Regions from separate parts of the Mus musculus genome. Here region 1 is linked to region 2. Evidence: chromatin contacts called from ENCODE Hi-C or POLR2A ChIA-PET data. All regions are on one chromosome and are shown on one strand. Each heading gives the region's core, a stretch centred on a gene start or an enhancer-like site at or near the end of the contact. The rest is flanking DNA. Distances are from core to core; before and after follow the strand shown.

Region 1 (4,557 bases), core at 505-3,004, 34 kb before region 2:
CAAGTTGGAGGCAGGTTGGCTATAGCGTGAAACCTTCTTTCAAAATACACCTCTGCCAAAATCAAACAGAATAAAAGCTATAAGACAGCATTCCTTTATAAAACTATTTATTTATCTGTGTATTTATTAGGCGTGCCATGGCTAGTGAGCATGTGGCAATCAGAGGGCAACTTGTGGCAGTTGGTTCTCTCTTTCCATCATGTGGATCCCATGACTCGAACTGAAGTCGTCAGCCTCGGAGGCTGGTTGCTTTCCCTGCAGGGCCCCTGGGAGGCTCATAACACAGTAGTCTTAGAACTACGAAATCCAAGTGTAAGCAAATCCTAAAGCAAGAGCTCCACAGAAAAGCTTTGAAGAGCCCAGCCTGAGCCTGTGGAGTCCTCAGTGGGATTATTCAATTACATTTGTTTCTCCATTATTCATATTTATAGTGACTCAAGTTCTAAGAATAAATTCAAAACAGTGGAAATAATTACATCATCAGAAGTATGATTGTCTGTGCACTGCCACAGTAGTGCTCCATCCATGCAAATATATGGTTGGCAAACAGCATCTATTAGTGGCTCCCCCAGTTACCTTTCCCTAGTGATAAGTACTTGAAGAACCAGCCTGCTTCCATATTAGGCTTGAAAGTCATCTTACAGTGAAGACAATCTAGGTTCATTCTTGTTTATGAGTAAACCTGTTTTTCAAGGATTGAGCTATGCCCCACCTGTGACCTTAACTACAAATGGTTCTGTACTGCTTGTTCCAAGAATGCAATCACGTCTTTGTTTCAAAAAGTTGTTTATAGTCATCTTGCAACCTGACCTTTGCTTCAAAGGGTTATATAGCTACCTTGTTAGGCCCATCTTTGCAACCTTGTGTCTCTGTTCCAGAGGGACTTACTTGCTATGCTTGTGTGCTGCTCCTATAACTATATTTTGACAGACAAACCCCTCATTTGGAAACCTTCCTATCCCTGAGCTATAAAAGCCTGCCTTCACATCCAAAGCTGAACCCCATCTCAGGAGGAGGCAGCCCGTGTATGTGAATTTTTAAAGCTTGCTTTAATTAATTTGGTCATGATGATTTGGGTGGCGGTCTTTCTCCTCTCGTTTTTTTTTTTTTTTTGGATTAATATACTCTTTAGCAGCTGAGCCATCTGCCCAACTCAAAGCCTACCTTCTCTTCCCATGCATCCTAGCCTTGCTAGTTTTTTGATTCCTGTGACTGAAACCCATTCCAGCCTCCAACTTTGTTTTTTCCTGGTCCTTCTTTCTGGAGACTACCCCCACCTCCACCCCAACTCCCCACAGAACAGTGTGGCCCTTGTAGGTTTAATGGCGAAGACCTTTAAGACCTTTACTTAAAGCTGCCCAGACCTTCTACTAGTCTGAACATTTTTGTCAATAACACTACTTAAGTTACGTCTATTTTTTTTTTTTTTTCCTACTAGGAAAGAAGCTATGTAGAGACAGAAATCTTCAGTACCTAAAATCCCTTCGCAGGGAAATGAATGAATGAATGAATGAATGGTTACACCTGCAGACCATTTTGGGGGAGTCTTTCTGGCGTAACAATATAAATGAGTCAGTCAAATGAACAGAGATCTTAATCTGCCCAAAACTGGTGCCGCGGTTCTGGGGAGTTTGGGCTAAGGATAAACTGGGAGAACTTGCTGCAAGTCCCAGCCCTGCTCTCAGTGAGCGACTACGGCTGCGCGGACAGGCAGGGCTCAGCCGCTTCCGGGATGGTCGGGAGCCAACGAGACTTCGAGCCTCCGGGTGGGCTAGAGCGGCGCGACATTCAGGTGTGTGCGGCCATGGAGGACGAGAAGAGCTTCTCCGATATCTGCGGCGGCCGCCTAGCCCTGCGGTGCCGCTACTACTCACCGTACTGCCGCGAGTTCGGCCTCAGCTCGGCTCGGCTGTCGCTGTGCTCGCTCACCGCGGTCACCTGCGCGGTGTGGCTGGCGGCCTACGGGCTCTTCACCCTGTGCGAGGTAAAGGCGGGCGCTCGGCCGGCGCAGGCAGCTTGGAGAGGTCTCGGGGCTGACCCGTGGGTCCGGGAGGGTGGGGACTCCCTGGATCAGGGTCGCCGTTCCACGGCAGGACTGCCCTCCCTCCCCGAGAAGTTTGTGCTTCTGGACGTTCTACCACAGTGGACCTACTTGCCCTGCTCATTCATGGAACATAACCTCCTCAGAGAACTCAGTGCATCCTCCCGCATCACTTACTGGGTACCAAAGCCAACGGATAGCAGGCGTGCGACAGAATTACAGAAAAGTTTTTGCCTCCACAACTGTGCAGTACAGAATCTCCACCTAATATCTGTTTCTCAAGGCCAGGTCAACTACCATCCCCTCTCCCAACCCTTCCCCAGTTTAAGTGCATTTTCTAAAGTGTTGCCAGGTCTAAGACACGAGGGTTTTCTATGCTCAGTTTTCAGACTTTCTAATCTTTTTTCCCCCCGAGCCTCATTTTTAACATCTCTAAGTTGAAATTAATGGTTCAAAATATTGCGAAGGTCAACTGCTATTATTTTGTGACAGTTCCCAAGCAAAAAGAGTCATCCGATTGGCCTTTGTTCAGGATGTTCTGTTCTGTTTTAACTCCCTGTATAGCCCTAAAATGAATATATTATTCCAGGAGTGATCTTAATAGAGCCAGTACACCAGAACTGTTTATTTCTGCAATTTTCATATTGTTTGTATTAAAACATCCCTTAGCTTTTTTCTATTCTTTTGCTATTATTATTATTCTTACTTTGTCTGGACTGGAAGGCTCTATGTGGAGCCTGCCTCTGCCTCCCTAGGGTTAGGATCAAAGGTGTGTGTCATCATACCTGGTTCAATCACATTTATGCTATCAAAGTGTGTGGCAGAGCATCATAATTTGCACAGATTTTCATAGATGAAGTTAAGTCCCCTCACTGAGGGTCTGGGGAATGAATGGCTCATCAGATGACTGCAGCGACTGCCAAACCTGACCACCTAATGCCAAACCTGACCACCTAATGCCAAACCTGACCACCTAAGCCGAATCCCCAGAACCCACATGATGGGAGGGAAGAATGGATTCAAAAAAATTGTCCTCTGACCTCTGCACAATAAATAAATATAAATAGTAGGGGCTGGTGTGGTGGTGCACACCTTTAATCCCAGCACTAGGGAAACAGAGGAAGGAACATCTCTGAATTCAAGGCCAGCCTGGCTACATCAGTCTACATTACCAGCTCCAGAACAAACCAAGGCTACACAGTGAAACCCTGCCTCAAACACAACACAAATAGTATTTTTTAAAAGACTCCTAATCTTTACCAATTTATATTTAAAAGTGTCTTCACAGGTCAGTTGAAGTTATTAAACTGACCTAGTCCTTCCCCAAAATTTTTAATATAATTGGATTTTTATTCTTTTTTGGGGGGATGGGGAGTGTTGGGGTCTTACCATGTAGCCTTGGCTGTTCTTGAACTCACTGTATAAACCAGGCTGGCCTGTAACTCAGAGATTCACCTGTCACTGCCTCACAAGTGCTGTTGTTAAAGGGATACATCACCATGCCCAGTTGAATGTTAATGCCAGCCTATGTTCCTGATACCCGTGCAGTTATCTGCTGAATTTCTTATTTCAACCCCCCGGGGGGGTTCATAAAGAGTAATACTTTAATAACCTTGACATTGATAAAGTGACAAAGCTGGGCTTCCAAACTGGAGCTGCCTGACTTTGAAATCCCTTTCCATTGTACTTTGGCCTCGCAGATCTCAGGCAGTTGCAATTGTTACTGGTTGGTTTGTTCAGAGATACAGGGTCTTGCTATGTAGTTTAGGCTGTCCACACACTCTGCTTCGTCCTGGTTCAGCCCCTGTGAAGGCCTGGGCTGACAGGTGAGTGAACCACACCCAGCTCAGAGCTGTTCTGTCAGTTCCCTACTGCACTCATCTCTCTGGCATGGACACCCAAATGTCCCCCAAATGCACAAGTAATTGTGCTCTCTTCCATTACTTCAAGACTTCCCGAGGCCTCTGTGTGCAAGAGTTCAGATCTCTGCTCCTATTCAAACTCATTCATGGAAAGAACTCTCAAAGGACTCCTTCAGATGTGTGGCTCAACCCTGACTCAGATGAGCGGTGTGCATCCTTAGAATTTTGGCCAGGAAAATGGACTTTGAGGCAGATTATCTTAACAGAGGCTGAGTGGGTAACATTCCCTAAGCATTCATTGTTCTTCAGCCTGTCATCCCCTGCTTTTGATCGGTTTAGTTAACATCACTCCAATCTGCAGTGCAGTACCCTTTCAGCAGAGTGCACCTGTCAGCATGCACTACTTCTCTGCACCACCTGGGTCCTGAGGCCTTGGAAGTCTTTATGGAACAGCTGTGTGCATTGATCTATCTCTCTGTCTCCCTCTCTTCTTTTTCCCTCTCCATCATTTTTTCCTTCCTTCCCCCCTTCCTCTTCTCTTTCTCCTCCCTCTGACACTTTAAAGTCAGTAACACAGTATTCTAGACTTTTGTTTTTTAATCATTCTTGCAACCTGTAGAGGGCTGAGTTTTACCTTGGCTTTCTTCCACGGTG
Region 2 (5,071 bases), core at 1,961-4,460:
GCACAAGGTAACGAAAGGTTCCCGGCTTTGGGACAAGTTAAGGTTCCTGGTTTTGGGACAAGTTAAGGAACTATGATAACCTCGGTGTAGTGATCAATAGATCCTCGCTGTGTAGTTATGCTTTTTTCTCCCATTGACCCTTTGTGGGTAGGTCTGATAGTTTTGGTCTTGTTTGTTCTGATATATGGACTCTGTTACTGTTTGAAACTGTGTGTAGAGGCAGTCAAGACAGGTCAGAAAATCCTTATAGAGCAACAAGAAAGTATGTCGGAAAAGAAGGGCTTAAAAAGAAAAAGGAAAAAGAAAGGAGACACAGTGTTATCAGGTGGACAGAAAGGACAAAATAAAAGAGCTGAGGCAGAGGAGGAAGGCGAATTAGCTTTTGCTCCCCCTCCCTATGCCTCCTCGGCAGCCATCTATGGGCAGACCTTCTGTCCGGAGGTCTGGAAAGAGGATAGATTCTCCTTGCTGGGATGTCCTATTTTCACTGATCAAGCTAAATTTGCATGGGATAGAGATATGCTGCTTGATCAAGGTAGATTTGCACAACAACAGACAGGATATCCAGTGCAGGTGTTTGAGCAGGTGAATCAGATTCCTATAAGGGCGTGGAAATCATTGCCTAACAGAGGGGAAGTTAGTGAAAACTTGACTCTCATATTGACTCCCCAGATGAACACACAGGTGATTGAGGTTATGGTCTCATTACCACGAGGTATTGTGTCCATCTCCCCTGGGGATCGACAGGATCAGGTGTTGACGTGGGCGAGAGGGTCTGTTTGTGTGTTTCCACAGGACCAGACTGAACCTCTTTGGGTGGTGGAGAGATTGGTGAGACGCTACAAGAATGAGGCTCCTGATCCAGTTGCCCCTGTGGATGTGGTGGATGATCCCACAAGCATAAAGGATGGAGCCGAGATGAGAGATCCTTTCGGTATTCCAGAAGCCGATACCAGCTCGACATGACATTCAAATTTTTCCATGCTTTTTGATCCCTGAATTTCCCTTAAAGAAATAGCCCCGCTGGCCATCTATCCCTTGCTTCAGGGAAGATGAGCGGGGATGAGAGCCCTGGGATGTATGCTTGTTATAGTGTGTGTGTGTTTTGTGTTTGGCACATGTGTTAGGTGCAGAGTGTGCGGCCCGCACTTTCGCCATGGTAGCGTAGGCTTTTGCTGCAGTGGAGGCGGGACAATCTCCTCAGATTCGGTTTGCCGCTCTAAAAGAAATTATGCTGCGTTATGCCATGGGTTGCGAGGCTAAGCACTGCACAGAGGATAGCTTGCTGTTGGCATCCTGTGGAAGGCATGTCTGATTGCATGAAGGTTCAGTGTCCTAGTTCCCTTCCCTCAGGAAAAACGACACGGGAGCTGGCCAAGACCTCTCTGGGTGATGAGCCTAAGGGATGGTTTTGTGTAGGGCCCCTATGCTTGCACACTGGGGATCAGACCTCTACCTTCACCCATGAGGCTTGCTTGCAGCAATTAAGATCTGGCCATAGGTTCATTAACATCCTGGCCTTTTGATGCACCTGCCACAAGCAAAACACAATCTCCCCAGGTGTGGCTTGGCATGATAGAGAGGTAGTCAGTGATAAGACTCCCTGGGCATGTCACCAACCTAAGACAGGGATCAAACCAATGCTGTTTGTCACCCAAGGACGGGTAAGGGGCATGGCTGCGGGGGGCTATCTACAGACATTCTCTCTGCCAAAAAAGAAAAAAGGGGGAATTGTGGGGAGCGGGTGTGGCGGCAGTCCCAAAGGTGCCAGGGACTGCAGCTAAGTCATATGACTTGCACCTGACTTCCTCACACAAGACACAAACATCTTGAGTGCTGCGCAGGTGTACCAGGATACAGGTGAATCCAATTTGGTGGAGATTTGCCCCTGCTGCCCTGATTAGCTGAAGCTGCGTGCCTGGTGAGGTGGCGTGGCCTGCTGTGCGTGGATGGGAACTGAGAGTATAAAAGGAGTGAGAGGCCCAGGGTTCGGGGGAGATATAAACAGGGGAGATATAAACAGGGGAGATATATAAACAAGGGAGATATAAAAACAAGGGAGATATATGGAGAAAGAAGAAACAGGACTGAATAAATGTGTGCAGAAGGATCCTGTAGCAGCGTCGTTCTTCCTGGCCTGTTGAGTGCGCGCAACACAGGACCCTGCATCTGTCCTCATGCTGTATCACCTACTGTCCTGACGACCAACCTTGCCCAACACTCGTATGCTCAGCCTCGGTTTACCTGGATCCCACCTCCTCCCTAGACACCGTGTCACTATAGAATGTTACCTATAAGGAAGTGAAAGCTCAGAGACAAAAGGCAATGGAAGACCCCTCACCACTTACAGGCACTTGTCAATACACACTCTAATTACCTGACTATTTAGTATGCAGGGAGATTTGTCTGCATGTCTGTGTGAGCACCACGTGTGCAGCTGGTGCCTGAGAAGACCAGAAGAGATCATTTGAGCTCCTGAAACTGAAGTTGCAGGCAGTTGTGTGCGGGGACTCCTTTTGGAAGAGGGGAACCATCTCTCTATCCCCTTAACATACATGTAACCCTCCTAGGGACTCTATTAGTAGGAGCAGCCAGATAGCTCAGTGGGTAAAGCACTGGCCACCAAGCCTGACCACTTGAATCGGATTCCCAGAATCCACACAGTGAAAGGAGAAGACTGACTCCTGTTGTCCTCTGACCTGGACATGAAAACCATGGCTCATGAGACATGAAATTAAGTGACCAGCTTAATTTAAGTGTAAGTAAATAAATAAAGTGTAAGTAAATAAATTACTTAAATTTATTTTAAATTTAAGTGTAAGTAAATAAATAAACAAACCCTATTAGTAATCATGACCCCCATTTTGGAGATAGGAAACTTGGTCTACAGCTGTAGTAACTTGCCCAGGTTCACAGGTAGAAACTGAACACAGTGGCTTGATCTTGGGTACAGCTCTTCACTTCCACATGTGTCACCTCAGGATCATAGTTTGGCATGGGCACATATCATTCCAGATTCTGGCTCTGCCCTGCCTAGGCGCGTGGGTCAGAAAGGCCTGCCTGCCTGCCAGCCTCACCACCTTGCTGTGAGAATGAGCCTTCTTATCTCATGCTCAGCCCTGGATATTCTCAGTGCAAACCAGGCCTACGGTTGGCTCCGCCCCCTGCCCAACCCCAATGACATCACTTACCCAAGATGGAAACCTGTGCAGTGGGGGTGTAGGTGGCTTGTTCTCCAGTTCCACGTCCTCCAGTTCACCTCTGCGGGACTTGAGGCTCTCTCTCTCTTCCTGCTTCCCTGATGGAGGCAGCGCCTCCATCTCCATCTTCTCTGCTTCTTCCCGGACTTTAGCTCTGGCTTCAGACTTGGAGGAGCCAGGTGAGTGGAGGGCTGACAGCGCCCCAATCTCAATGCTTACCACGTGGTCACAATGCCCAGGGCCTACCTGGGGCTGACTGTGGTGCCTTTTGGCCACTTGGAAGCTGTCCCGAGGGATGCTGGGAGCCCGCACCTTTGGCAGGGTCAGGCTACTACCAGGGCCACCTTCCCTGGCAGAGGTCTTGGTCCCAGGGAATGTCCCTCCCTGAGCAGTGACCAGACTTTCTCTGTAAGAGGCTGACCCATGCTTGGGGTTGCCAGGCTTCATGCACAGCTGACTGGGAGAGCCCTCTTTCTGAAGATGAGACTGAAGGGTCTTGGCCTCTGCTGTTTCCCCAGGATGGACCATGCTGAAACGCAAATCCTCAAGACTTCTGGCTTCTGACAGGGAGTCCCTGCTCTGCAGGGTACCCAGAGAAGGTGTAGGCACAGCCACCTTCAAAATCTGGGTATGGGGATTACTGTCCTGCTCCACAGGCTGGTCACTGGGCCCTGAAGGGACAGGATCCCTCTCTGGGGTTCCCTCAGGAACAACTAGCAGCTCCTCTGAAGGCGTCATTCGAAGATCTGTGAATGAGGCACAACCAGGCACATCCAGTGAGAATGTCCCATTCAGTCCCACATCTTGGTGTGCATACAAACACCCTGCCTCTTACCCTCAAGAGCATCCTGAAGGGCCGCCACCTGCTCCACTAGCTGCTGGTTACAAGTCTTCAGCTGTTGATTTTCCATTTCAAGCTGAGCAAAAAGAAAAGGAAGGTTTAGAGAGCCATGTCTCTGAGCAGAGCACTTGCCCAGAGCGGGAGGCCCTGGGTTTAATACCTAGCTGTAAGGAATCAGTTAGACTGGCCAGACCCTGCTTGTTCATATGCATAATCCAAAAAGGCCCGAAAGTCCAAGTCTTTGAAAAATCGTATGCGGTATCATTTCACAACCCCTGCACGCACATTCTCACTCTCACGCTCGCTCACTCTGTGTGTGTGTGCATACACACCATGACTTGGATTTGTTTTTGTTTTCTTTTGTGTTTTAAGATTTAATTATTTCATTTATATGAGTACATTGTAGCTGTCTTCAGACACACCAGAAGAGGGCATCTGATCCCATTACAGATGGTTGTGAGCCACCATGTGATTGCTGGGAATTGAACTCAGGCCCTCCACGAGAGCAGTGCCTGCTCTTAACCACTGAGCCATCTCTCTGGCTCATGCTTTACAATATTTTTTTTTTTAAAGAGAAAGGAGAAAGAATAAATGGCATCATGAGTGTGCTCACTGCAAAGAAGCTGAGAAGATTCTGGAAACTTCCAGCTACTACTCCCTTTTCCAACCTCAAACCCAGGAGTAGGCTAGAAGAAGGCTTCTGGAAGGCTGACCCAGACAAAAGGAAAAGGGAAGAGATTAGAAAGACAAAGTGGAGAGGGGGAAAGTGGAGCCGGGTGTGTCTGAATCGCAGCCTTCACAGGATGAAGGCCAGGCAGTGGCAGGGCCCTGATAAGCTGGGCAGAGGCAGCCCCACAGGACCCTCAGGCTGAGGGTTTAACTCACCTCTGCTAACTTTACTGTCACCCATTCCTTGATCTTTGCAGCTTTTTCTTGAACAATTTTGGCTTCTTCAGCTCTTGTCTGCTTCTGCAAAGAGACAGCCTTTGGTTAATTATAGCAAGGGAGGAGAGAAGCCAGGAGGAGAAAC

Evidence for each region. Hi-C counts contacts between places; a loop is a spot of excess contacts on that map. ChIA-PET counts read pairs that join two places held with the same protein, here RNA polymerase II (POLR2A).
Region 1: a loop to region 2 is called in a map of CH12.LX, with 2.1 times the contacts of the local background. The contact joins the promoter of Pigh here to the enhancer-like site in region 2. A Hi-C loop is called at or near these places in 1 of 37 maps with a recorded cell type or tissue (CH12.LX). POLR2A ChIA-PET finds 5 or more read pairs at or near these places in 2 of 5 experiments (Patski and embryonic stem cell).

Annotation. Positions count from the first base shown.
Region 1 is chr12:79,086,867-79,091,423 of GRCm38, reverse strand. Pigh (phosphatidylinositol glycan anchor biosynthesis, class H) reads left to right here and starts at 1,754. Exons shown (of 4, transcript NM_029988.2): 1 at 1,754-1,984. The coding sequence starts at 1,805. It overlaps 9230116L04Rik (RIKEN cDNA 9230116L04 gene), which reads left to right. Exons shown (of 3, transcript NR_110486.1): 3 at 1,439-2,719.
Region 2 is chr12:79,053,535-79,058,605 of GRCm38, reverse strand. Plekhh1 (pleckstrin homology domain containing, family H (with MyTH4 domain) member 1) reads right to left here. Exons shown (of 29, transcript NM_181073.3): 5 at 4,927-5,010; 6 at 4,036-4,117; 7 at 3,192-3,946. Among named protein-coding and RNA genes, the nearest start is that of Plekhh1, 27 kb to the right of the region's middle. Within about 2 kb of position 3,210, at least 1 of the 3 ENCODE cell types and tissues checked has a DNase peak (open chromatin) inside an H3K27ac peak, as active enhancers do.